Regions from separate parts of the Homo sapiens genome. Here region 2 is linked to region 1. Evidence: chromatin loops called from intact Hi-C (ENCODE). Cell type or tissue: CD4-positive, alpha-beta T cell. All regions are shown on one strand. Links, peaks and the distances in the headings refer to the core of each region. The heading gives the core; the rest is flanking DNA. Region 1 holds the start of RABEPK (Rab9 effector protein with kelch motifs). Region 2 overlaps SCAI (suppressor of cancer cell invasion).

Evidence for each region. Hi-C counts contacts between places; a loop is a spot of excess contacts. Peaks named below come from ENCODE experiments on the same cell type or tissue, not always from the same donor. Only the 100,000 strongest peaks of a DNase experiment are listed, where the experiment ranks them.
Region 2: a loop joins it to region 1, with 4 times the contacts of the local background. A loop is called at or near these places in 3 of 110 quality-filtered maps.

Annotation. Positions count from the first base shown.
Region 1 is chr9:125,194,366-125,206,895 of GRCh38, reverse strand. It overlaps RABEPK (Rab9 effector protein with kelch motifs), which reads right to left and starts at 6,354. Exons shown (of 8, transcript NM_005833.4): 1 at 5,990-6,354; 2 at 3,830-3,888. The coding sequence starts at 3,882. LOC105376271 (a long non-coding RNA gene) reads left to right here and starts at 6,500. Exons shown (of 2, transcript NR_135145.1): 1 at 6,500-6,670; 2 at 7,241-7,363. It also overlaps the pseudogene RPSAP76. RefSeq lists a silencer at 6,427-6,476. In CD4-positive, alpha-beta T cell, for the core only: no CTCF peak of the experiment used is centred there; DNase peaks (open chromatin) are centred at 6,395 and 7,275; H3K4me3 peaks cover 1,813 bases; H3K27ac peaks cover 1,491 bases.
Region 2 is chr9:125,114,891-125,127,420 of GRCh38, reverse strand. The region is part of intron 2 of SCAI (suppressor of cancer cell invasion); the gene reads left to right. Among named protein-coding and RNA genes, the nearest start is that of SCAI, 22 kb to the left of the region's middle. In CD4-positive, alpha-beta T cell, for the core only: a CTCF peak has its summit at 7,258; a DNase peak (open chromatin) is centred at 7,320.

The DNA.
Region 1 (12,530 bases), core at 1,656-9,655:
CTGGTCTCGAACTCCCGACCTCAGGTGATCCGCCCGCCTCGGCTTCCCAAATTGCTGGGATTACAGGCGTGAGCCACCGTGCCTGGCTGGACAGCAACAGTTCTTACTGCAAAAGATGATTGTGAAGACTGAGACAAGACGTCAAAACAGGGCAGGGAAGGACTCAATAAATGGTGGCGAGAGCTTTATGTGCCACCACATGGTAATCAACAGCCCTGGGGCTCTTGCCACTAGCCAGTGATTCCTCTCCATCAAAAAAATTATCCAGAATTTACTGATTTCAGAGCTTTTCCAGATTACCCCCAAAGCTCAATCTGATGGAAGCCAAAGCTAGCACTCTGAAAAATCACATACAGAATTCGGTCATTCCACTATCTCTCTCTCTCTTTTTTTTTTTTGAGACGGAGTCTCGCTCTGTTGCCCAGGCTGGAGTGCAGTGGTGCAATCTTGGCTCACCATAACCTCCACTTCCAGGCTTCAAGTGATTCTCCTGCCTCAGCCTCCCGAGTAGCTGGGACTACAGGCGCGCACCACCATGCCTGGCTAATTTTTGTATTTTTAGTAGAGATGGGGTTTCACTATGTTGGCCAGCCTTGAACTCCCAGCCTCAAGCAATCCTTCTGCCCTGGTCTCCCTAAGTGCTAGGGACGCGCCCACCACGCCCAGCCCATTCCACTCTCCACAGTGATTCTGAATGCTGACTGAGAAAACACACTTGAAGCTTCCTGATTGGAAAAGAAAATTCTGTAGCTGTTTTTCAGGCCCTGTCTTATTTGACCTCTCTGGTGTTTGAGACTCCTGACCTCTCCTCGCTTCTTGTGCCTTTCTCCCAGCCAGGCTTTCCCACATCCCTTCCTTTGGTTCTGCACTCACTTTTCTGGTTGTCCTTTCTGCTTCCTTCTCCGACTCCTTTCCTACCAGCCACCTCCTGACTCTCCGTCATTCTCAATTCTCTTTTCCTCACTTTACATTTGCTTACCTGATTAATGTTATCTGTAGTGATAACTTCAATTATCACTCATCTATATATTCATCAGTGGTTGCCAAATTTGTTTCCCATTCAGAGCTCTATTCTGATGTCACTTAATCTACATAAAACCCCTTTGAGGGCCGGGCGCAGTGGCTCACGCCTGTAATCCCAGCACATTGGGAGGCCGAGGCAGGCAGATCATGAGGTCAAGAGATTGAGACCATCCTGGGCAACATGATGAAACCCCGTCTCTACTAAAAATACAAAAATTACCTGGGTGTGGTGGCATGCACCTATAGTCCCAGCTACTTGGGAGGCTGAGGCAGGATCGCTTGAACCCGGGAGGCGGAAGTTGCAGTGAGCCGAGATTGTGCCACTGCACTCCAACCTGCCAACAGAGTGAGACTCCGTTTCAAAGACAAACAAAAACTAAAAAAACGCTTTGAGGATAACAGCTGTTACCATCATCTGAGTTCTACAACGGAGGAACTGAAGCTAAGAAAGGTTAAGTAATTTACCAAAAGCACACAGCCATCCAGAGATGGTGGATATAACAAAAAAAAGTCCCTGCCTTGATAGCCCTTACAGACTAGTTGGGAAAAGAAACATTCAACAGTTTCACAACTATCTGTTTCACTTCAATTGTGGTAGAAAGGAGTACAGAATATATAGTATGAGGACATGCATGTCTTAGGAGGGTCTCACCCTGTAAGGAGCCAGGGAGATAGGGTGGTCAGAGAAGGCTTCCTGAAGAAGCACCATTTGGAGAGAGATCTGAAGTATGAGTAGAAATTAGCTGGGTAGGCCAGGTGTGGTGGCTCACACCTGTAATCTCAGCACTTTGGGAGGCTAGAGTGGGAGGATCGCCTGAGCCCAGGAGTTTGAGACCAGCCTGGGCAACATAGCGAGACTGGGTCTCTAAAAAAAAAAATTAGCTGGGCATGGTAGTACACACCAACAGTCCCAGTTACTTGGGAGATGGAGATGGGAAGGTTACTTGAGGCCAGGAGGTCGAGGCTATAATGAGCCACAATTGTACCACCGCATTCCAGCCTGGGTGGCCAGCCACAGAGGAAGAACTTGTCTCAAAAATAAAATAAAATAAGCTGGGAAAAGAGAGGGACAAAAAGTGGAGGGAAAGAGCACTCCAGGCAGAAAGAGCAGTCCAGGCAAAGAGACCAGCATGAACAGCTCCTGAGTGGAACAGTGCAAAGGGCACAATAAAGAAGAGAAAGAGAACAAAGGAACAAGTCATGGGATTTGAGGTTGGAAATACAGGCAGAAACATTTTGCAGGGACCATTGGGCCAGTTTAAGAAGTCTAATTTGTTTGTTTGTTTGTTTGAGACGGAGTCTCCCTCTGTTGCGCCCAGGCTGGAGTGCAGTGGCACCATCTCGGCTTGCTGCAACCTCCACCTCCCAGGTTCAAGAATTGTCCTGCCTCAGCCTCCCGAGTGGCCAGGATTACAGGCATGCACCACCACTCCCGGTTAATTTTTGTATTTTTAGTAGAGACGGGGTTTTGCCATGTTGGCCAGACTGGTCTCAAACTCCTGGCTTCAAGTGATCCACCCACCTCAGCCTCCCAAAGTGCTAGGATTATAGGCATGAGCTATTGCGCCCGGTCAGGAGTCTGATTTTTCTTTTTTTTTGAGATGGAGTCTCGCTCTGTCGCCCAGGCTGGAGTGCCTCAGCCTCCAGAGTAGCTGGGACTACAGATGCCCGCCACCACGCCCGGCTAATTTTTTGTATTTTTAGTAGAGACAGGGTTTCACCATGTTAGCCAGAGTGGTCTCGATCTCCTGACCTCGTGATCCGCCCACCTCGGCCTCCCAAAGTGCTGGGATTACAGGCATGAGCCACCGTGCCCGGCCTTTTTTTTTTTTTTTTTTTTTGAAACGGATTCTTGCTCTGTGGCCCATGCTGGAGTACAGTGGCATGATCTCAGCTCACTGCAACCTCTGCCTCCCAGATTCAAGCAATTCTCCTGTCTTAGCCTCCCTAGTAGCTGGGACTACAGTTGCACAACACCATGCCAGCTAATTTTTGTATTTTTAGTAGAGATGGGGTTTCACCATATTGGTCAGGCTGGTCTCAAACTCCTGACCTCAGGAGATCCACCCGCCTTGGCCTCCCAAAGTGCTGGGATTACAGGCATGAGCCACCGTGCCCAGCCCAGGAGTCTGATTTTTATCCCAACACCAACAGGGAGGCACAAAAGGGTTTTAAACTAGGAAATGCCATGATTGGCTGTATTCTGGGTACAGAGCAAGACAGATGCATGGAAGCCAGTCTGGAGTCTCTCCTTCAAGGTCCTGTTGAAGAACTGCCACCTCTCTACAACCTTCTGTGGGCCCTGACTCAGAGCAGATCACATTTTATCACCATCACCTGCTTAGTCTGTAGTCCCCAGTACACAGAGACTATTTACAATTCTACCTCCAGCACCCACAGAGCAGCTGCCCCCATCAGGCCAATGTTAGTTGTTGAATAAAGGGTTGTTTGAACAAACAGCCAAGAAACAGTGAAGCCAGTTTAATCCAAATCTAATTTCCTAAAAATCTTAAAAATGAGTCAGAGCTCGGGGGAAGACACAGCATTGGAGCTGAGGATGCCAGATGGTCAGTGCCTTACTCTTTCTGGTAAATGGATTTTAATAAAATTAACATCTGCTCTGTGATAATTACTGCCCCCCTATCTTTCCTCTGAAGACTTTCTCAGACAGTTTGAGTCTAATTACCAGAAACTGCAGACAGTTTCATCTCTACCCCTTTTTGTTGATGATCAAATATGTAAATAAACTACTTATAAATGAAACAAAAACTCATGCTTTTCTGTGTCTGGATCCTTCCTTACAGACCATGTTGCTTTCCTGGGCTTGTCTCCAGGTTCCAAGACTGGCAGTTGCTTCATGGTGTCCTATGCATAAGAAAGAAAGGCACTTTTTAGACACTTATGATTATCATCTTAATCAATTCAACCTCCTTTTTAAACCTTTCCTGTTGAATGTACTAATTTCTAGGCCTGATTGATTTGAATAAGAATCACCAACTTTTCATCTTTATTTTTATTATTTATTTATTTATTTATTTATTTGAGATGGAGTTTAGCTCTCGTTGCCCAGGCTGGAGTGCAATGGCAAGATCTCAGCTCATGGCAACCTCTGCCTCCCAGGTTCAAACGATTCTCCTCCCTCAGCCTCCCGAGTAGCTTGGATTACAGGCATGTGCCACTACGCCCAGCTAATTTTTCTATTTTTAGTAGAGATGGAGTTTCACCATGTTGGTCAGGCTGGTCTCGAACTCCTGACCTCAGCTGATCCACCCGCCTCAGCCTCCCAAAGTGCTGGGATTACAGGTGTGAGCCACCGTGCCTGGCCTATGTATTTATCTTTATTATTATTTTTAGATAGAGTCTCACTCTGTTGCACAGGTTGGAGTGCAGTGGTGCAATCTCCACTCACTGCAACCTTCCCCTCCCAGGTTTAAATGATTCTCCTTTCTCAGCCTCCTGAGTAGCTGAGATTACAGGTGCCCACCCACGCCCAGCTCATTTTTCTAGCTTTTCTAGTAGAGACGGGGTTTTACCACACTGGCCAGGCTGGTCACTAACTCCTGACCTCAGGTGATTTGCCCGCCTCAGCCTCCCAAAGTGCTGGGATTACAGGCATGAGCCACCGTGCCTGGCTTTATTTTTTATTTTTATTTTTTCTGAGATGGAGTCTCACTCTGTCACCCAGGCTGGAGTGCAGTGGCAGGATCTCAGCTCACTGCAACCTCTGCCTCCCGGGTTCAAGCTATTCTCCTGCCTCAGCCTCCAGAGTAAGCTGGGACTACAGGCAAGTGCCACCACACCTGGCTAATTTTTTTTGTATTTTTCGTAGGGATGGGGTTTCACTATGTTCGCCAGGCTGGTCTTGAACTTGGCTCGCCTCGGCCTCCCAAAGTGCTGGGATTACAGGCGTGAGCCACTGAGCCCGGCCATTTATTTATTTTTTAATTAAAAATAGAAACGGGGCTGGGAGCAGTGGCTCACGCCTGTAATCCCAGCACTTTGGGAGGCCGAGGCAGGCGGATCATGAGGTCAGATCGATACCATCCTGGCCAACATGGTGAAACCCTGTCTTTACTAAAAATACAAAAAAAATTAGCTGGGCGTTGTGGCCCACGCCTGTAGTCCCAGCTACTCAGGAGGCTGAGGCGTGAGAATTGCTTGAACCCAAGAGGCGGAGGTTGCAGTGAGCCGAAATTGCGCCACTTGCACTCCAGCCTGGCGACAGAGCAAGACTCCTCCTCAAAAAAAGAAAAAAAAATAGAAATGGAGGTTTCGCTTTGTTGTCCAGGCTGGTCTCGAACTCCTAGCCTCAGGCAATTCTTCCACCTCAGCCTCCTAAAAAGCTGGGATTACAGGTGTGAGCCACTGCTCTCCGCTCAAAGGACAAAATATTTAAAGAAGCTGAGAAATACTGAGCTCTGGGATAAATCTTGGCCTCAACATAGCATAGAAAGTAAGGCCTTCTGCTGTTGAGCTTTTTTCCCGTGAACTCACCTCCACAATCTCTTGCATTATTGGTTTTTTTGCTGTTCTTGTAATATGGCAGGCCTTTTCATAATTTTGCAGCCTGTTCTGCTTCCCCTATTTGGAATGTCGCTTCCCTTCTGGGAAATTTGCAAACTCCTAGTTAACCTTCAAAGCCCAGTTCAAAAGTCCCTTCCCTGGTGAAACCTTCCCTGATTTGCCCTTTTCTCTTCCACCCACATCCAAGTTACTTCCTTCTTCCACCCACTGGGCTCTGAAGGTATTAGCCATCACCATTGCAGGAATCATTTGGAATGTTTATCTATTTAAGGCTTCTAGACTAGATTCTAGATTAAATTCCACTAGACTAAGTTCCTAGAGGGCTGGGCCTGTCAGATCCATTCCGAGAACCTACCAATGGACCTGGCATGGAGTAGAAGTGGGGGAGTGGCTAGTGAATGAAGAAAGAAAATAGATTGAGAGATGAATGGATAAATCTCACCTGCGGCCTAGGCCACTGACAGCTGTCCCCAAAGTCCAGAGCTCAGTTAGGCTGGCTTCACGTGGGCGGGACCTCCCGCAGCAGCCGCCGCTACCAGCCCAGCAAATCTCATCCCCACGTGGCAGTTCTAGGGGATAGGAGACGGGGTCGGGAAAGAACAGGCTGATTCGGTCAAAGTGGCCGGGACGGAGCCAGGGAAGGCCCTTCCCCGTTCTTTGCACCCGGCTTGGGCCCACTCCCCTAAAAGATTCAGACTCCCTGCCCGAGACCGTGATAGACCCGGTATCCGGGGACCCTCGCCCCTACCCTCCAGCCCCGGACTGCAATACCTGCGGCGACTTAGGCCAGTCGCGAGCCGTGACTCCACCCCGGAGGGGCGGGGCTTAGGTCCGGGCCCTCCTCCCAGGACCCGGAAGAGCGTCCGGGCCAACCGCTCCCTCTTCCCTGCTCCGCCCCGAGGGCCCGGCGCTGACTTCCTGGGCTGGCGGTGGAGGGGTCCCCCAGACCGGGAGTGGACGCCAGGCTCTGCATTTCTCGGGAACCAAGTGGGGTGGGCCTTCCCTGGGTCCCTCCCTCCCGGACGGGATAAATAAGCCGGGGCTACTTGGAAACGATTTGCGCAATGCCGGGTTCGGGCGTCCGTTTGGGGAACTCAGATGCCTGCGGCAGCTGATCTACTCTGTAAGGGGCTAACAGGGCTGGGCGCCACCACACTCCAGCTTGGGCAACAGCGCAAAAACTCCCTCTCAAAAAAATAAATAAATAAAAGGGGGGGAGGGTATAACAGTTACATTTCCAGTTACAACGATTGTTTTTTTTTTTTTTTTTTGAGACGGAGTCTCGCTCTGTCGCCCAGGCGGGACTGCGGACTGCAGTGGCGCAATCTCGGCTCACTGCAAGCTCCGCTTCCCGGGTTCACGCCATTCTCCTGCCTCAGCCTCCCGAGTAGCTGGGACTACAGGCGCCCGCCACCGCGCCCGGCTAATTTTTTTTGTATTTTTAGTAGAGACGGGGTTTCACCTTGTTAGCCAGGATGGTCTCGATCTCCTGACCTCATGATCCACCCGCCTCGGCCTCCCAAAGTGCTGGGATTACAGGCGTGAGCCACCGCGCCCGGCCACAACGATTGTTAACAGTTTCTAAAGGGGAGAGTTGAGCATGCAATCCTCCTGCGCAGTCTTCGGGCCAGCTCAAGATTTGGTGCTTTAAACAGCTGATTCATTCCATAATTGCCATTTGTAATTATGGCAGGTGCTATGCTGAGCCAGACACCACCACGCTTTGCCTCCAGGAGCAAGTCTTAACTAGAGAGAGATCAAAGAAAAAGACAACTAGGGACGACTGCCAAGAGTGCAATAAATATAAAGTTCAGCCAGGAGAGTATCTGTTCTGAAGTTACTTTCCTCCAGGCCTCAGGGTTGTCTGTTTGTAACCATGGAGCTAATAAGATTTCTATCATAGGCTGGGCGCGGTGGCTCACGCCTATAAGTCCAGCACTTTGGGAGGCCGAGGCGGGCGGATCACGAGGTCAGGAGTTCGAGACCAGCCTGGCCTACATGGTGAACGCCCCCGCCCCCCCCCCCAACTAAAAACACAAAAATTAGCTAGGCGTGGTGGTGGGCGCCTGTAATCCCTGCTACTCAGGAGGCTGAGGCAGGAAAATTGCTTGAATCTGGGAGGCGGAGGTTGCAGTGAGCCGAGATAGTGCCACTGCACTCCAGCCTGGGTGACAGAGCCAGACTCCGTCTCAAGAAAAAAAAAAAAAAAAGAGAGATGTATGTAGTAGTTGTGGTGGGGAATACATGACATAATGTAAATAAAAGTGCTCAGCACCCAGCAGCTGGCACAGAGTTCTCTGTCAAGGGTAAAGCTATTCCTGACTATAAATGAACAATGTCTCTAGACATATTCAGAATCTACATTATCTTTGTTTTAGTTCATAACCATAGGTTCTCTGTGTCTTTCCTGAAAATAGAGAGGTGGCTTGCTCTCTTATGTCTGTTTCAAAGAACTCCAGTCTCTGAAACTGTCGCTGTGTCCTAGAAAATAGAGAAAACAGCTCAGGTTAGAAACAGGAGCTCCTGGAGTATAGAGCTATGGTAGCTTAGTGGGAAGAGATCAAACATACTTGGGTTAAAATCCAAGCTCCAGGCTGGGTGTGGTGGCTCATGCCTGTAATCCCAGCACTATGGGAGGCCAAGGAGGGCAGATCACGAGGTCAGGAGTTCAAGACCAGCCTGGCCAACATAGTGAAACCCCATCTCTACTAAAAATACAAAAATTAGCCAGGCACGGTGATGCGCACCTATAGTCCCAGCTACTCGGGAGGCTGAGGCAGGAGAATTGCTTGAATCGGGAGGCAGAGGTTGTGGTGAGCCAAGATCATGCCACTGCACTCCAGCTTGGGCAACAGAGCAAGACTCTGTCTAAAAAAAAATCAGCCAGGCGTTTGCCTGTAATCCCAGCTACTCAGGAGGCTGAGGCAGAAGAATCACTTGAACCCAGGAGGTGGAGGTTGCAGTGAGCCGAGATCGTGCCACTGCACTCCAGCCGGGGCAACAGAGCAAGACTCTGTCAAAAAAAAAAAATCCAGGGTCCAGCACTAACCATCTAACTCTGACATTTGGCAAGTTACCCACTCTGAACCCTAGTTCCTCATCTATAGAATGATGATAGTATTACCTGCTGTGCAGACAGAACTGTTCAGAGGATGTGCTAATACAGGTGAAAGGCCAGGTTGGTGAAAGGAATATTTTAGCTACTTGAAACCATAACCAAAATTTATTGACAAAATGGAATTCAAGGTCTGCGGCTCTTTCAAACATATGGAGTCTTTGTGAGTTCCCACTTTAGTGGAAAAATCCCCATTGACTGTCTGCCAAAGAGAAGTTTAGGGATATTCAGTCATTCTGCTCTCCTTCAGGAAAGAAAACCAAGTCCAGGTTAGCTCTGCCATATGTCCATGTGCATCTCCACGTACATTTCTGCTCACAGCTGCAGAATGCTCTGATGTCCCCGGTGTTTTCTGGCTAGCTCTGTTTCAAGGTGCCATGCTGGAGTGGCACATCAACAAGAAAAATTGGAAGAGGTTTGTGGGCAAAATAGCAGCCAGTTTTCACTGCGGGACCTATTTATTTATTTATTTACAGACGGAGTCTCGATTTGTCGCCCAGGATGGAATGCAGTGGCGCCCTCAGTTCACTGCAACCTCCGCCTCCTGGGTTCAAGCAATTGTCCTGCCTCAGCCTCCCAAGTAGCTGGGATTATAGGCGTGGCCACCACGTATGGTTAATTTTTGTACTTTTAGTAGAGACGGCATTTCACCATGTTGGCCAGGCTGGTCTTGAACTCCTAGCCTCAGATGATCCACCTGCCTTGGCCACCCAAAGTGCTGGCATTACAGGCATGAGCCACCGTGCCTGCTGAACCTATGCTTTTAGACTAGAAATCACATTTGAGAATGTGGAATGCCTGAGATCTATTTTCTTTTTTTTTTTTTGAGACAGTCTTGCTCTGTCGCCCAAGCTGGGGGAGTGCAGTGGCATGATCTCGGCTCACTGCAACATCCGCCTCCCGGGTTCAAGCAATTCTCTGCATCATCCTCCCAAGTAGCTGGGATTACAGGTACCCGCCACCACACCCAGCTAATTTTTTTTTTGCATTTTTAGTAGAGACGGGGTTTCACCATCTTGGCCAGGCTGGTCTTGAACTCCTGACCTCGTGATCCACCCACCTCGGTCTCCCAAAGTTCTGGGATTACAGGCGTGAGCCACTGCGCCAGGCTGCCTGAGATGTATTTTCTATTTCTATTTTTATTTATTTACTTATTTTGAGATGGAATCTTGTTCTGTCGCCCAGCCTGGAGTGCAGTGTCATGATCTCAGGTTACTGCAACCTCCGCCTCCCAGGTTCAAGCAATTCTCTTGCCTCAGCCTCCTGAGTACCTGGGACTACAGGTGCGCACCACCATGCCTGGCTAATTTTTGTATTTTTCGTAGAGACAGGGTTTCACCATGTTGGCCAGGTTGGTCTTGAATTCCTGACCTCAAATGATTCACCCACCTCTGCCTCCAAAAGTGCTGGGATTACAGGTGTGAGCCACTGTGCCTGGCAAGAGATGTATTTTTAAAAATGGAAATCAAGGCCCAGAGAAGTTAAAATAACTACCCCACATAAAATGGCAGAACCAGGAACCCAGGAACCCAGATCTCTTATTTCTTGCAAGGAAGACTAAGAATGCATTCCAGTCATCAAGCTCTGTTACCCCATCTCCATACCAAACCACTGGAAGTGTCTAACACCTCTCCTAAAAGCTTGCCCAACACTCTGACGCACGCTTTCTTCTTTTCTCTCTGCTGTGGATGTGAAGAATGATGTTCACTCAATGAGGTGGGTCTGCAGGAGGGAGCTTCCTCCTGTCAGATAGTGTGGTCATGTGAGGACTGCCACCTATTTTCACTGGAACAGCACACCACTGACCTCTTTACTGATGCATCAGCAAGGGAAGTAATGAATGCCGGTGAGACCTTCCTTTTAAGCACTTTACAGTTTATGAAGAACATTCACATCCATCTCCCTATTTGTCTTCCTTCCCACTTCTGAGAAGGTATCTTGAATAGGATTTATTCCCAATTACTGAGGTTCAGAGATTAAGAGTGAATTGTGGCTGGGCGCAGTGGCTCATGCCTGTAATCCCAACACTTTGGGAGGCCGAGGTGGGCCAATCAACTGAGGTCAGGAGTTTGAGACCAGACTGACCAACATGGTGAAACCCCGTCTCTACTAAAAATACAAAAATTACCCAGGTGTGGAGATGCATGCCTGTAATCCCAGCTACTTGGAAGGCTGAGGTGGGAGGACTGCTTGAGCCTAGGAGGCAGAGGTTGCAGTGAGCCGAGATTGTGCCACTGCACTCCAGCCTAGGTGACAGAAAAAAAAAAAAAGGCGACAGCCTGTCTCAAAAAAAAAAAAAAAAAAAAGAAAGAAAGAAAGAAAGAAAAACAGCCAGTTTTCTATGCTACCCACAGAGGGGTCCATATGGGGTTGTTATGGATTCCCATCATAACTTAAAGGGAAACTTTCACAATGTCCAGAGCCCTTGCTGTCCTGCAAATGAAGGAGGAGGATGTCCTTAAGTTCCTTGCAGTAGGAACCCACTTAGTGGCACCAATCTTGACTTCTAGATGGAACAGTACATCTATAAAAGGAAAAGTGATGGCATCTACATCATAAATCTGAAGAGGACCTGGGAGAAGCTTCTGCTGGCAGCTCATGCCATTGTTGCCATTGAAAACCCTGCTGATGCCAGTGTTATATCCCCTAGGAATACTGGCCAGAGGGTTGTGCTGAAGTTTGCTGCTGCCACCAGAGCCACTCCAGTTGCTGGCCACTTCACTCCTGGAACCTTCACTAACCAGATCCAGGCTCCTTCCGGGAGCCACAGCTTTTTGTGGTTACTGACCCCAGGGCTGACCACCAGCCTCAAACAGAGGCATCTTATGTTAACCTACCTACCATTGCTCTGTGTAATACAGATTCTCCTCTGCAGTATGTGGACATTGCCATCCCATGCAACAACAAGGGAGCTCACTCAGTGGGTTTGATGTGGTGGATGCTGGCTCAGGAAGTTCTGCACAAAGGTGGCACCATTTCCTGTGAACACCTGTGGGAGCTCATGCCTGATCTCTACTTCTTTTTTTTTTTTTATTTGAGACGCAGTCTCGCTCTGTCGCCCAGGCTGGAGTGCAGTGGCGCAATCTCGGCTCACTGCAACCTCTGCCTCCTGGGTCCACACCATTCTCCTGCCTCAGCCTCCCAGGTAGCTGGGACTACAGGCGCCTGCCACCATGCCCGGCTAATTTTTTTGTATTTTTAGTAGAGACGGGGTTTCACCGTGTTAGCCAGGATGGTCTCAATCTCCTGACCTCATGATCTGCCCGCCTTGGCCTCCCAAAGTGCTGGGATTACAGGCGTGAGATACTGCGCCCGGCCTGCCTAATCTCTACTTCTACAGAGATCCTGAAGAGATTGAAAAAGAAGAGCAAGCTGCTACTGAAAAGGCTGTGACAAAGGAGGAATTTCAGGGTGAATGGACTGCTCCAGCTCCTGAGTTCACTGTTACTCAGCCTGAGGTTGCAGACTGGTCTGAAGGGTGCAGGTATCCTCTGTGCCTATTCAGCAGTTCCCTACTGAAGACTGGAGCACTCAGCCTGCCACGGAAGACTGGTCTGCAGCTCCCACTGTTCAGACCACTGAATGGTTTTAAATTGTTCTTGCAGGGACTCTTAAGCAACTTGGAAATAAGGTTGATGGAAAATAGGCATCAGTTTCTTTTTTTTTTTTTTTGTTTGAGACAGTCTCGCTCTTTCGCCAGGCTGGAGGGCAGTGGCGCAATCTCGGCTCACTGAAACCTCTGACTCCCTGTTTCAAGCAATTCTCCTGCCTCAGCCTCCTGAGTAGCTGGGATTACAGGCAGGCTAATTTTTGTATTTTTAGTATAGACGGTGTTTCGTCACATTGGCCAGGTTGGTCTCGATCTCCT
Region 2 (12,530 bases), core at 2,336-10,335, 80 kb after region 1:
AAAAAAAAAAAAAAATTCTGCCCTGGGACCTTCTCCCCCTCAATTCTACCAAACTGGTTAGAAATACAATCTCAGTGATTAATAATAGAGATCCACCCCTCCTTAGAGTTATGTGAGACTCTAATAGGCTTTTGAGGTACCAGGAGAAGGGTGGAAGGTTGATTTTCAGCCTGTGCTGGATGTGACTGAGCACATTGTCTAAGAGGATATGAGGCGTTGAAGCCTGGGGATTCTGATGTACAGGCTTCAGCTTTGCTTGGTACAACACATGCCCATTTCTCTCTGAGGACTTGGGCACTGCTAGGACGTGGGGTTGCAGGTTCCCTTTTTGTGGATTCTGAAGGAATTCCTTCTTCTCAGATAAATTGCTCCCATTTTTCTTCTTATTTCTACCTAACCCCCAGCTCCCGCCAAAGGCACTCATTGTTCTACCCTTCTTCCCTCAGTATAATCTCCTCAAGGAGTTCATATTTTCAGAAAACATGCACAAACCTCCCTTGAGGCAAAGAAGCAAATAGGACTATCATCTTGGGGATTGGGAAGTACCATGATAATAAAACATCCATTGATGTCTTAATAACTTATCTGGCTACTTATATTTTCATCAGTAATTCTAGTCCCTGTAGTGGGACTTAATGATCTATCCAAAAATGATTTGATTTTCCCTTCTTTAAAAGATGGAGCTGAATTCTCCTCCCTTGAGTGTGGGCTGGACTTAGCGATGCACTTCTAGTGAATAGAACACAGGAGAAGTGATGAGATGTCTCTTCCCAGATTGGGTTTTTAAAAGACTGGTTTCTGCCTTGCATGTGTGTTCTCTCTCTCTCTCTCACACACACACACACACACACACCCACACCCACCCACCCACCTCACTTTGCGGGAGGCTAGCTGGCTAGCTCAGATTGGGTTTTAAAAAAACTGGCTTCTGCCTTGCATGTGTGTTCTGTCTCTCTCTCTCTGACTTCTGCCTTGCATGTGTGTTCTCTCTCTCTCTCACACACACACACACACACACACACACACACCCCCAACTCACTTTGGGGGAGGCTAACTCCATGGTATGAGGCAGCACTGCATAGAGGGAAGGCACTTGCCATGTTGTGAAGACAGCCACCCAGGCAGCCCATGGGGAGGGCCATGTGGTGAGGAAGTGAGGCCTGCCAGCAACCACAACAGCTAGCTTGGATGTAGATCTTCTGAGGCCTGCTGGCAGCCACATGACTGGCTCAGAAAAGTGAGCTTGAACAGGGATCCTCCTACTCTAGTTGAGCCTTGAGGATGACTATAGTCCAAGCCAACAGCTTGACTCATTGTCCTGGCTTCACAAGGGCTGAGTTATGTGAATCTGTGATTTTCCTTGGAGAGTCTCCTTTCTTCCAGCACTGGCTTCATTGTACCCAAGGGGCTCAATGTCCAGCTAAGATTTCTCTTATCCTGTATAGGTTTCTGATGGACAAAGAGAGAGAATGTGTGTGTGTGTGTGTGTGTGTGTGTGTGTGTGTGTGTGTACGTGTACGCACGCATGCATGAGAGAGAGAATATGTGTGTGTGTTTTGGAAGCAGCTATCTTTTTTTTTTTTTTTTTTGAGACAAAGTCTTTACTCTGTCGCCCAGGCTGGAGTGTAGTGGCGTGATCTTGGCTCACTGCAACCTCCGCCTCCCAGGTTCAAGTGATTCTCCTGCCTGAGCCCCTTGAGTAGCTGGGATTACAGTGCCTGCCACCATGCGTGGCTGATTTTTTTGTATTTTTTGTAGACACAGGGTTTTGTCATGTTGGCCAGGCTGATCTCAAACTCCTGACCTTAGGTGATTCACCCACCTTGGCCTTAAGAAGCAGATATCTTTTGATTAAAGGGCAGTTCAGTTTTATTTTTCTTTCTTTTTTTTTTGGAGATGGAGTATCACTCTGTTGCCCAGACTGGAGTGGAGTGGCACGATCTTGGCTCACTGCAACCTCCACCTCTTGGGTTCAAGCAATTCTCCTCTCTCAGCCACCTGAGTAGCTAGGATTACAGGCATGTGCCACTACACCTGGCTAATTTTGTATCTTTAGTAGAGACAGGGTTTCACCATGTTGGCCAGCCTAGTCTGGATCCTGACCTCATGATCCTCCCACCTCGGCCACTCAAAGTGCTGGGATTACAGGCGTGAGACACCGCGCCTGGCCTTCATTTTTAAATTTAATTTTATTTTTTTTAAGACAGAGTTTCGCTCTGTCTCTCAGGCTGGAGTGCAGTGGCGCCATCTCAGCTCACTGCAACTTCCACCTCCCGGATTTAAGCGATTCTCCTGCCTCAGCCTCCTGAGTAGCTGGGACTACAGGTGTGCGCCACCATGCCTGGTTAATTTTTGTATTTTTTATACAGACGGTGTTTTGCCATGTTGACCAGGCTGGTCTGGAACCCCTGACCTCAGGTGATCTGCCCACCTTGGCCTCCCAAAGTGTTGGGATTACAGGCGTGAGCCTCCCACACAGATTGGGAGGTAGTCCTCTGCTCTTGTTTGCCTTGTTAAGGGAAGGGCCGTAAGGTAGTTATCCAGTGAAGAGTCAGTTTTCTTCTGCCTGCTCTCTCTCACCAGGCTTTAAACTCTTTTTCAACCCCTTTTCTTGGCTTTTTGGGAAGAGTGGGCAAAATAGAGCCAAGTCAGTTATGATGGTTCATTTTATGTGTCAACTTGACTGGGCCACTGAGTGCCCAGACATTTGGTCAAACATTATCTTAGGTGTGTCTGTGAGGATGTTTCTGGATGAAATTAATATTTGAAGTGATTGAGTAAAACGGATACCCTTCCGAGTCTGGGTGAGCCTCATCCAATCATTTGAAGACCTGGCTAGAACAAAAAGACTGAGCAAGAGGGAGCTTCTCCTGCCTGACTCCTTGAGCTGGGACATCAGTGTTTTCCTGCCTTTGGACTTGAACCAAAACTTTGGCTCTTGAGCATGGTAGCTGTTGTATTGGAACTTGCGCCATTGATTCCCTTGGTTCTCAGGCCTTTAGACTTGGACTGCAACTAGACCATAGGCTCTCTTGGGTCTCTAGCTTACTGACTGACAATCTTGGGACTTTTCAGCCTCCATAATTGCATGAGCCAATTCCTTTTAATAAATATCTTTTTAAATATATATACCTCTGTCTCTGTCTCTCTACCTCTACCTCTGTCTCTCTCCTGTTGATTCTGTTTCTCTGGAGAGCCCTGACTAATATATAAGCCTAGTCTTTTATTGCCTTACTTTTGTCTCATTTCAGGTTTTTCAGAGTGCTCCTAATCTCTGAGAACTTCTGCATTACTGGCTTAATTCTCTGCATTGACGCAGTCTGTCATGAAATGGCTATCTTCATGACAAACCAAGCAAAAGGAGAGGTGCTTGGGTTTTCATAAACTTGGCAGCTGTTTTGGAAACATTTTACTCTAAGGCTAGGCACCACTGTTTGTATTCTTATTTTGCATTTGGGGTTTCTTTCTCCTAAGTTCTCTCTCCATATATTCTCCTGGCCTGGAAGGCATGTGTGCCTGTTTGACAGTGTCCTGGAAATTCTTTTCTAGACGGGGAGTGCATGTTGAAGGTGCTCACACGTGGTTTCCTAAAATCCTGCAAAGTGGCAGTTAGGACTTTTGTTTGTTTGTTTGTTTCTTTGTTTCTTTGAGACGGAGTCTCACTCTCGCCCAGGCTGGAGTGCAGTGGCGTGATCTCGGCTCACTGCAACCTCTGCCTCTCGGGTTCAAGCGATTCTCCTGCCTCAGCCTCCCAAGTAGCTGAGATTCCAGGTGCCCGCCACCATGCCCGGCTAATTTTTTGTATTTTTAGTAGAGACGGGGTTTCACGTGTTAGCTAGGATGTTCTCGATCTCCTGACCTCGTGATCCACCTGCCTCGGCCTCCCGAAGTGCTGGGATTACAGGCGTGAGCCACCACACCCGGCCTGCCAGTTAGGACTTTTAAACTCTTAGGATAATTTCCAAACTATAGAGTCATCATGTATAGATTTTCAGAGAACAACTGCCAAAAATAAAGATTTTAGATTTAGAATTGTTGACATAAGCCTTTTTTTTTTTGAGTTGGAGTCTCACTCTCTTGGCCAGTCTGGAGTGTAGTGGTGCAATCTCAGCCCACTGCAACCTCCATCTCCCCAGTTCAGGCAATTCTCCTGCCTCAGCCTCCCGAGTTGCTGGGACTACAGGCACGTGCCACCACACCTGGCTGATTTTTTGTAGTTTTATTAGAGACAGAGTTTTACCATGTCTCTCAGGCTGGTCTTGAACTCCTGAGCACAGGCAATCTGCCTACCTTGGCCTCCCAGAGTGCTAGGATTGCAAGTGTGAGCCACTGAGCCTGTCGTAGCCTGTCTTTCTAACAATAGATAAGCAAGCTGTTTTTCTATTGAGGTAACACCTGGCTGGTGATAATAAAATTGTCATCAAGTAAAAGGATTCTTACTTTTGTATAAAATAGGAATATGCATCTATATGTCCAAAACAGGTTTTTAAAATTTTACTAATTTATTTATTTTTGAGACAGGGTCTCACTCCAGTCACCTGGGCTGCAATGCGGTGGTGCGATCTTGGCTCACTGCAGCCTTGACTTACTGGGATGGAGTAATCCTCCCACCCTAGCCTCTGAAGTAGCTGGGACCACTGTCACATACCACTACGCCCAGAAAATTTTTTGTATTTTTGGTAGAGACAGGGCTTTGCCATGTTGTCCAGGCTGGTCTCGAACTCCTGGGCTCAAGCAATCCACCCGCCTCGGCCTCCCAAAGTGTTGGGATTACTGGCGTGAGCCACTGCACAGTGCACAACCAGCTTTTTTTTTTTTTTTTTTTTTTTTTTGAGATGGAGTCTCACTCTGTTGCCCAGGCTGGAGTGCAGTAGCGCAATCTTGGTTCACTGCAACCTCTGCCTCCTGGGTTCAAGTGATTCTCCTGCCTCAGCCTCCTGAGTAGCTAGGATTACAGGAGTCTGCCACCACACCTGGATACTTTTTGTATTTTTAGTAGAGATGGAGTTTCACCATCTTGGCCAGGCTGGTCTTGAACTCCTGACCTCGTGGTCCACCCGCCTCGACCTCCCAAAGTGCTGGGATCATAGGCATGAGCCACCGTGCCTGGCCCACAACCAGTTTTAAATCATTAAGATATAAGTTAAAAAGAAGAGGAAAATGTTTTAAATAATTTATAAGAGAATTATAGAATCTGTATTGAGAGACTACTCAGTCCAACCGAAAGCATAGTAGGAGAAATCCTAGTGTAATCACATTCCTGAAAATGAAGTCCTTAAAAATTTCTTAGTCTTAGTCTTTTCACATATAGTTCACTTACATATTTACCAATGACATACATGTATTTAGTGTTTCCTAAGAATTTTATCCAAATTGCCTGTCTCATGTACATGCTGTTGTATATAAATGCCCTTGTGACAAAATACAAATAACATTTCGTAGAGGTGTCAGTGAAATTGTGATACTTCTGTCATTGATTTTTTCAATAACTAGATGATAAAATCACAGTTGTCATATAGATGTTCATAGCATTTTTACTCTTTATTTTTTATTTATTTATTTTTTTGAGACTGAGTCTTGCTCTGTTGCCCAGGCTGGAGTGCAGTGGCATGATCTCCCGGCTCATTGCAACCTCTACCTCCCAGGTTCAAGCAATTCTCATGCCTCAGCCTCCCAAGTGGCTGGGACTACAGGGGTGTGCCACCATGCCTGGCTAATTTTTGTGTTCTTTTAGTAGAGATGGGGTTTCACCATGTTGGCCAGGCTGGTCTCAAACTCCTGACCTCAGGTGATCTACCCATCTTGGCCTCTCAAAGTGCTGGGATTACAGGCTTGAGCCACCATGTCCAGCCTGGATTTTTACTCTTAAAAAAAGGTTCTTATGTTTGAAAATGTTGGAAACCACTAGATTAAATTATCTCTGGAGCCAGTTCTAGCCATTTCCAAAGTGGAAAAGGACTTTGGCTTAAGGGTGGAGCCTTTGCATAAGGATGTGTTCAAAGAGGATAGTACAGCATGCTGGTGACACCCCCAGAGCTTTGGCAGGTTTCTAGTCACTACTTTTCTTTGTCTTTCTTTTTAAATTCCTACATGCCCCAGAGGTTTGATTCATCTTTTTTCCAGCATCTCGTATGTCATCTATTGTTCTCTCCACCCATAAACCCTCAACTGAAACAGGATGCAGGTGGCTTAGCTTTTTCTTTACCTTGTTCACGCTGAAACTATTTGACACTATTTCACTTTTAAGGATTTTTACTGCTGTTAACAACAGAGAATGAAATGAATGAATACAAATTTGCACAATTTAGAATTTTATTAAAAATGAGAATTTCTTATCCTTCATTGAAATGTAAACAAAAAAATTTCAGTTTTTTAGTAGTTGCTAGGATAATGGCAGTAGACTAAGTGGTGTCAAAAGTTTCTTCCAACTCTGTATTTAATTTTTAGTGGCAGATTACTCATGTTTCCTTATTTTATCACTCTTTTTTTTCTGGGAAGTCCCTAAATGTCCTCTCTCCTATTTTTCTTTTTCTTTTTTTGAGATGAAGTCTTACTCTGTCACTCAGGCTGGAGTGCAGTGGCATGATCTTGGCACACTGCAGCCTCTACCTCCTGGGTTCAAGCAGTCAAGCGATCCTCCTGCCTTAGCCTCCTGAGTAGCTGGAACTACAGGCGTATGCCACCATGCCAGGCTAATTTTTTATACTTATTTATTTGTTTGTTTGTTTGAGATGGAGTCTTGTTCTGTTGTCCAGGCTAGAGTGCAGTGGTGCGATCTCAGTTCACTGCAACCTCTGCCTCCTGGGTTCAAGTGATTCTCCTGCCTCAGCCTCCCGAGTAGCTGGGATTACAGGCGCCTGCCACCATGTCTGGCTAATTTTTGTATTTTTAGTAGAGACGGGATTTCTCCATGTTGGCCAGGCTGGTCTCGAACTCCTGACCTCAGGTGATTCACCCACCTTGGCCTCCCAAAGTGCTGGGACTGCAGGCGTGAGCCACTGCGCCTGGCTCTTCCTCCTGTTTTTCTTTATCATTTGACTCTGAGGATAATTACTTGTAGGCCATTGAATTCATTTCATCATGGGGAGGAGAAACTCCAGGTTATTGTCTTTAATCTCTTTACTCCTTGTTTTTTACAGGAAAACTCTACTTAATAAAAACCAATAAATACTATTAACAAAAAGTCAACTTTGGTATATTCTGGCATACAACCAATGTATTGGTATGACAGATTGTATTTGCCAAATGTGTCTACAGCAGTATCGTTCATTTTACATGTTCTACCTACAATGTCATCTTCACACTCCTCCCATCTAGTGGTGAAGCCTGTGTCTCAGTCTCTTAACCAGAGCAGACTTTTGTAAATGCCTTTACCAGTAGAGCATGGCTCAAACGACGTGTCACGTTTAGGGCTAGGTTATAAAAATGCCATGGATTTCTAACTTTCTCTCTGGAGTGTCACTTTTGGAATCTGGCTACTATGTGAGGAGCCCAAGCAACTAGGAGTGGCCTGTGTAAGAGGGAAACTGAAGCTCCTGACTCTCAGCCCCAGCTGAGCTCCCAGCTGACATCTGGGATCAGCTTGCCAGCCATGTGAGTGAGCTGTCCTAAAAGCAGATCCTAATCTTCTAGTTCCCCATCACAGTGCCCTAATGAGTGCTTATGTAGTGTTTATATGTAGAGCAGAGATGAGTTGTTCCTGTCAAACTCTACCCAAATTGCAGATTCATGAGCACAATAAAAGATTGTTTTAAGCCACTAAGTTATGTAGCAGGGGATAACTGGATTAGCATTCCATTTTGCCGGAGTTTAGAGATCATACTATACGTTGAACTGTAAGAACAAGAACAAGATGTATTTCTACCTTCAGGAGCACTGTTAGTTTTATAAGAGAAGAAATATGGATTATGTGTCCCCTTCCTTTATAGATTGTTATTTCACTGTCTTTCATTTTACATATTTATTAAATTATTATTTTTTTTAACTAAAGAGCAGTACAAAACAAGAAATCAAATATTGGACAACAATATTGCTGCCTAGATAACTCCATTTTCATGTACTTCTAGTTTAGAAGGTTGTGTGCATGTTAATAAGCAGTGACTTCGGAATGATTCAGACCACATGTGTGACCGTGAAGGCAGTATCCTCTTTGTAAATCAGTTGATCTATAAAATGGTATGTACTTCATGGGTTTGCTTTGAGACTTCAATGATATTACCTGCCACAAAATATTGGCTGTTCATTACTACTGCTCCCCCATCCCCCGCCAACAATAGAGATGGGATCTTGGTCTTGTCATGTTGCCCAGGCTGGTCTTCAATTTGTGGGCTTAGGTAATCCTCCTGCCTTGGCCTCTCAAAGTGCTGGGATTACAGGTGTGTGCCACCACACCCAGCCTGGACTTTTTGATAGTAAGTGATTAGGCAGTGATACAATAGCAAAGACATGGAACCAGTTCAAATGCCCATCAATGATAGACTGGATAAAGAAAATGTGGTGCATATACACCATGGAATACTATGCATCCATAAAAAGGAGTGAGATCATGTCCTTTGCAGGGACATGGATAAAGCTGGAAGCCATCATCCTCAGCAGACTAACACAGGAACAGAAAACCGAACACTGCATGTTCTCACTCATAAGTGGGAGCTGAACAAGGAGAACACATGGACACAGGGAAGGGAACAACACTCATCGAGGCCATGTGGGGTGGGGGTGGTGAGGGGACGAAGAGCATCAGGACACAAATAGCTAATGTATACGGGGCTTAAAACCTAAATGACGGGTTGATAGGTGCAGCAAACCACCAAGGAACATGTATACCTGTGTAACAAACCTGCACATTCTACACATGTGAACTGTATTACCTGTTGTCATTATGCTTTATTTATTTATTTATTTATTTATTGAGACAGGGTCTCTGTCTCCCAGGCTGGAATGCAGTGGCAGGATCATAGCTCACTGTAGTCCTAAACTCTTGGGGTCAAGAGATCTCCTACCTCTGTCTTCCAAGTAGCTGGGACTACAGGTGCATGCCACCATGCCTGGTTAATTTTTTTATTTTTATTTTTTAGAGTTGTGGACTTGCTGTGTTTCTGAGGTTTGTCTTGAACTCTTGGCCTCAAATGATCCTCCTGTGCTGGCCTCTCAAAATGTTGGGATTACAGAATGTTGGGATTACAGAAGTGAGCCACCATGCTTGGCTCCACTATGTTTATTTTTTAACAAGCCTTTTAAATGTATTAATATTTTACATATAATGTGTAGATTTTAAGTGTTTAGTTCACTATGTGTTTTTTAAATCAATTTTTAATTGTTTAGTGATTAGTTGATTACAGGTAGCAGGCACTAAACCAAATGGAAGGAGGAGTCCAAGAGAGGATAACTTTTTTCGCAGAGTGCTAGTGCTTATTAGGGGATAAGGTTTATATATTACCTCATTAGAAGATGGGGGCATTATTCACATTTAGAAAGAGAAACTGAGACTTAGGAAATTAAAGTGATTGACCCAAAGTAACACAGCTAGGAAGTGGCACAGTCAAGACAAAACAGTTTTGTTTTGCTCTGTAAAATTTTTGCTATTACTGACTAGTGACATTGAAATTATTCAGAAAAACAAAACTTGGTAGAGATAATTTCCTGTGAGGGTTTATTGAAGTCCCATAAAATAAATGAAAGCAGCCCATGATAAGGAGGTCTTCTGGTTTCAAATGCTTCAAAGTTCCTCAAGCTTTTTTTTTTTTTTTTTTTTTTTTGAGATGGAGTCTCACTCTGTCGCCCAGACTGGAGTGCAGTGGTGTGATCTCGGCTCACTGCAGCCTCTGCCTCCCAGGCACAAGCATTTCTCCTGTCTCACCCTCCTGAGTAGCTGGGACTACAGGCACGCACCATCATGCCCAGCTAATTTTTGTAGTTTTAGTAGAGATAGGGTTTCACCATGTTGGCCAGGCTGGTCTCGAACTCCTGACCTCAGGTGATCTACCCACCTCAGCCTCCCAAAGTGCTGGAATTACAGGCGTGAGCCAAAGTTCCTCAGGCTTCTAAAACTGAGGTAGTGTAATTTTATCAGGCATTCCTCTATAATGATTGAGGTAATCAGGTAAAAGGAGTTGTTTTCAGTAACCTAGGTACGTTTTTGCTTTTCAGTATGAAAGAATATAAGACTAATAAGAATGAAAATTTTGTTTCTAGGTAGTTTATGCTATTGCATGTGTCTTATATGCAAGATTTAAAGGCTGAAATGTAAGTGATGTTACTTCATTGGATAACAGACAAGCCACATACTTCAGAGGAGATGATGGATAAGTAGTTAATGAAATGTTACTGAGTGAAAAAAAACCTCTTCAGGTGTGTAGGAATGTATTATTTAATTCAGTCAGCATAGAATTCCTGCAGGCCTCAGATTTTTCTTTATTCTCTTATGTTTCATATTCCTTTATCCTTTGCAGCGTGTCAGATACATTGATGTGTTTGAAAATTGACACCAGGTAAAGAATAAATATGATAAGTGAAAGGGTAAATGAGAGTTCAGACATTCTTTATTTTCATAAATTATTCTTAAAATTTTTATTTTATGGAAAATACTAGCTCAAAAAATGGGATAATTAGGACAGATTTTCAAGAGAAAACAATGATTTTTTCAACAGATATTTTTAAAGCATCTAGATAGGTCAGGTACTTTTTTTTGGTTAACATTCTGAAGGCTTCTGATGGAGAGTCTATTTGACATTCTTAAGGTTACTGAAAGCAGAAAATGGTTTTCTCTTAATATATTATTGGTGGGTTTTGTCTCCTAGATTTTTTTCCTAGTTCTTATAAACTGGTAAAAACCTAGAGTTTTTATTTGTAATAAAATTTTACTTGTAATAAAAAATTTAAACATCTTAAAATAAATTCAGTGACTGTTTCATGTTATAGTCTATCCTATATTCCTGGTATCCCTTTTTCTGTTCTACTTCTTATTTTTTAAATAAAAAAGTTTGTGTGTATATATTCTTTTCCCCTCGTTTATTCATTCTAGATTTTGCTTTCTGTCTTCCTTCCTCTGCTCAAATACAAGCCCTGTGAGGGCAGGGATATTTCTTTGTTGATAAAGCACAGAAAATAGTGGAACATAGTAGATGTTCAACAAATTCTTTGTTGAATAAATAATACTTTTAATATTTTAAAGTTAATTCTAATATATACACAAAAGCATATATAACATGTATACTTTTTTTTTAAATTAATTTTTTTTGAGATGGAGTCTCTCTCTGTCACCCAAGCTGGAGTGCAATGGTGCAATCTCGGCTCACTGCAACCTCCGCCTCCCAGGTTCAAGCGATTCTCCTGCCTCAGCCTCCTGAGTAGACAGGCATGTGCCACCATGCTCGGCTAATTGTTTTTTCTGATAGAGATGGGATTTCACGATGTTGGCCAGGCTGGTCTCGAACTCCTGACCTCAGGTTATCCGCCCACCTTGGTCTCCCAAAATGCTGGGATTACAGGCGTGAGGCACTGTGCCTGGCCCAACATATGTGTACTTTAAAGAAGAATTACAAATAAATGTCTTTGTTCTCACTGGTCAACTTAAAAAATAGTGTACTGTCAATACCTTGAAATTCCCTCATATTCCTCTTTTCTATGGCATTTGCCTCCTTCCCTCTCCTATTGGAAGAATAAATTATTTTTATTCATTTGCATTTTTTTCATAATTTTACAACATGAATATAACTATATTATTTAAGTGACTGGATATGACTATAACTGTAAATTGATTTTTTAGTTTCAGATTTGTTAAATTTTATATTCATGAAATGATACTGTATGTATTCTTTAGTTTGCTTTATTCATTCAACATTAGGAGTTTGAGATTCATTTGTGTTGATGCATATTGATATACTCCATTTAAACTGTTACATGGTATTCAGTTACATGACTATGTCACTGTTTATTCTATCTGTGGGCAGTTGGTTTGTGTCTAAATAACAAGCAGTGCAACTACAAACATTTAGAAAGTGTACTCTGGTGTACATGTGCTTCAAGAGTTTTTTTTTTTTTTTTTTTTTTTTGAGGAGAGTCTCGCTCTGTCACCCAGGCTGGAGTGCAATGGCGCGATCTGGGCTCACTGCAAGCTCCGCCTCCCGAGTTCATGTCATTCTCCTGCCTCAGCCTCCCGAGTAGCTGGGACTACAGGTGCCCACCACCACGCCCGGCTAATTTTTTGTATTTTTAGTAGAGACGGGGTTTCATCGTGTTAGCCAGGATGGTCTCAATCTCCTGACCTCGTGATCCGCCCACCTCGGCCTCCTGAAGTGCTGGGATTACAGGCATGAACCACCGCGCCCGGCTGCTTCAAGAGTTTCTTTAGGCCAGGTGCAGAAGCTCAGGCCTGTAATCCCAGCTCTTTGGGAAGCTGAGGTGGACAGATCACCTGAGGTCAGGAGTTCGAGACCAGCCTGGCCATCATGGCAAAACCCGGTCTCTACTAAACATATAAAAATTAGCTGGGCATGGTGTGCATGCCTGTAATCCCAGCTACTTGGGAGGCT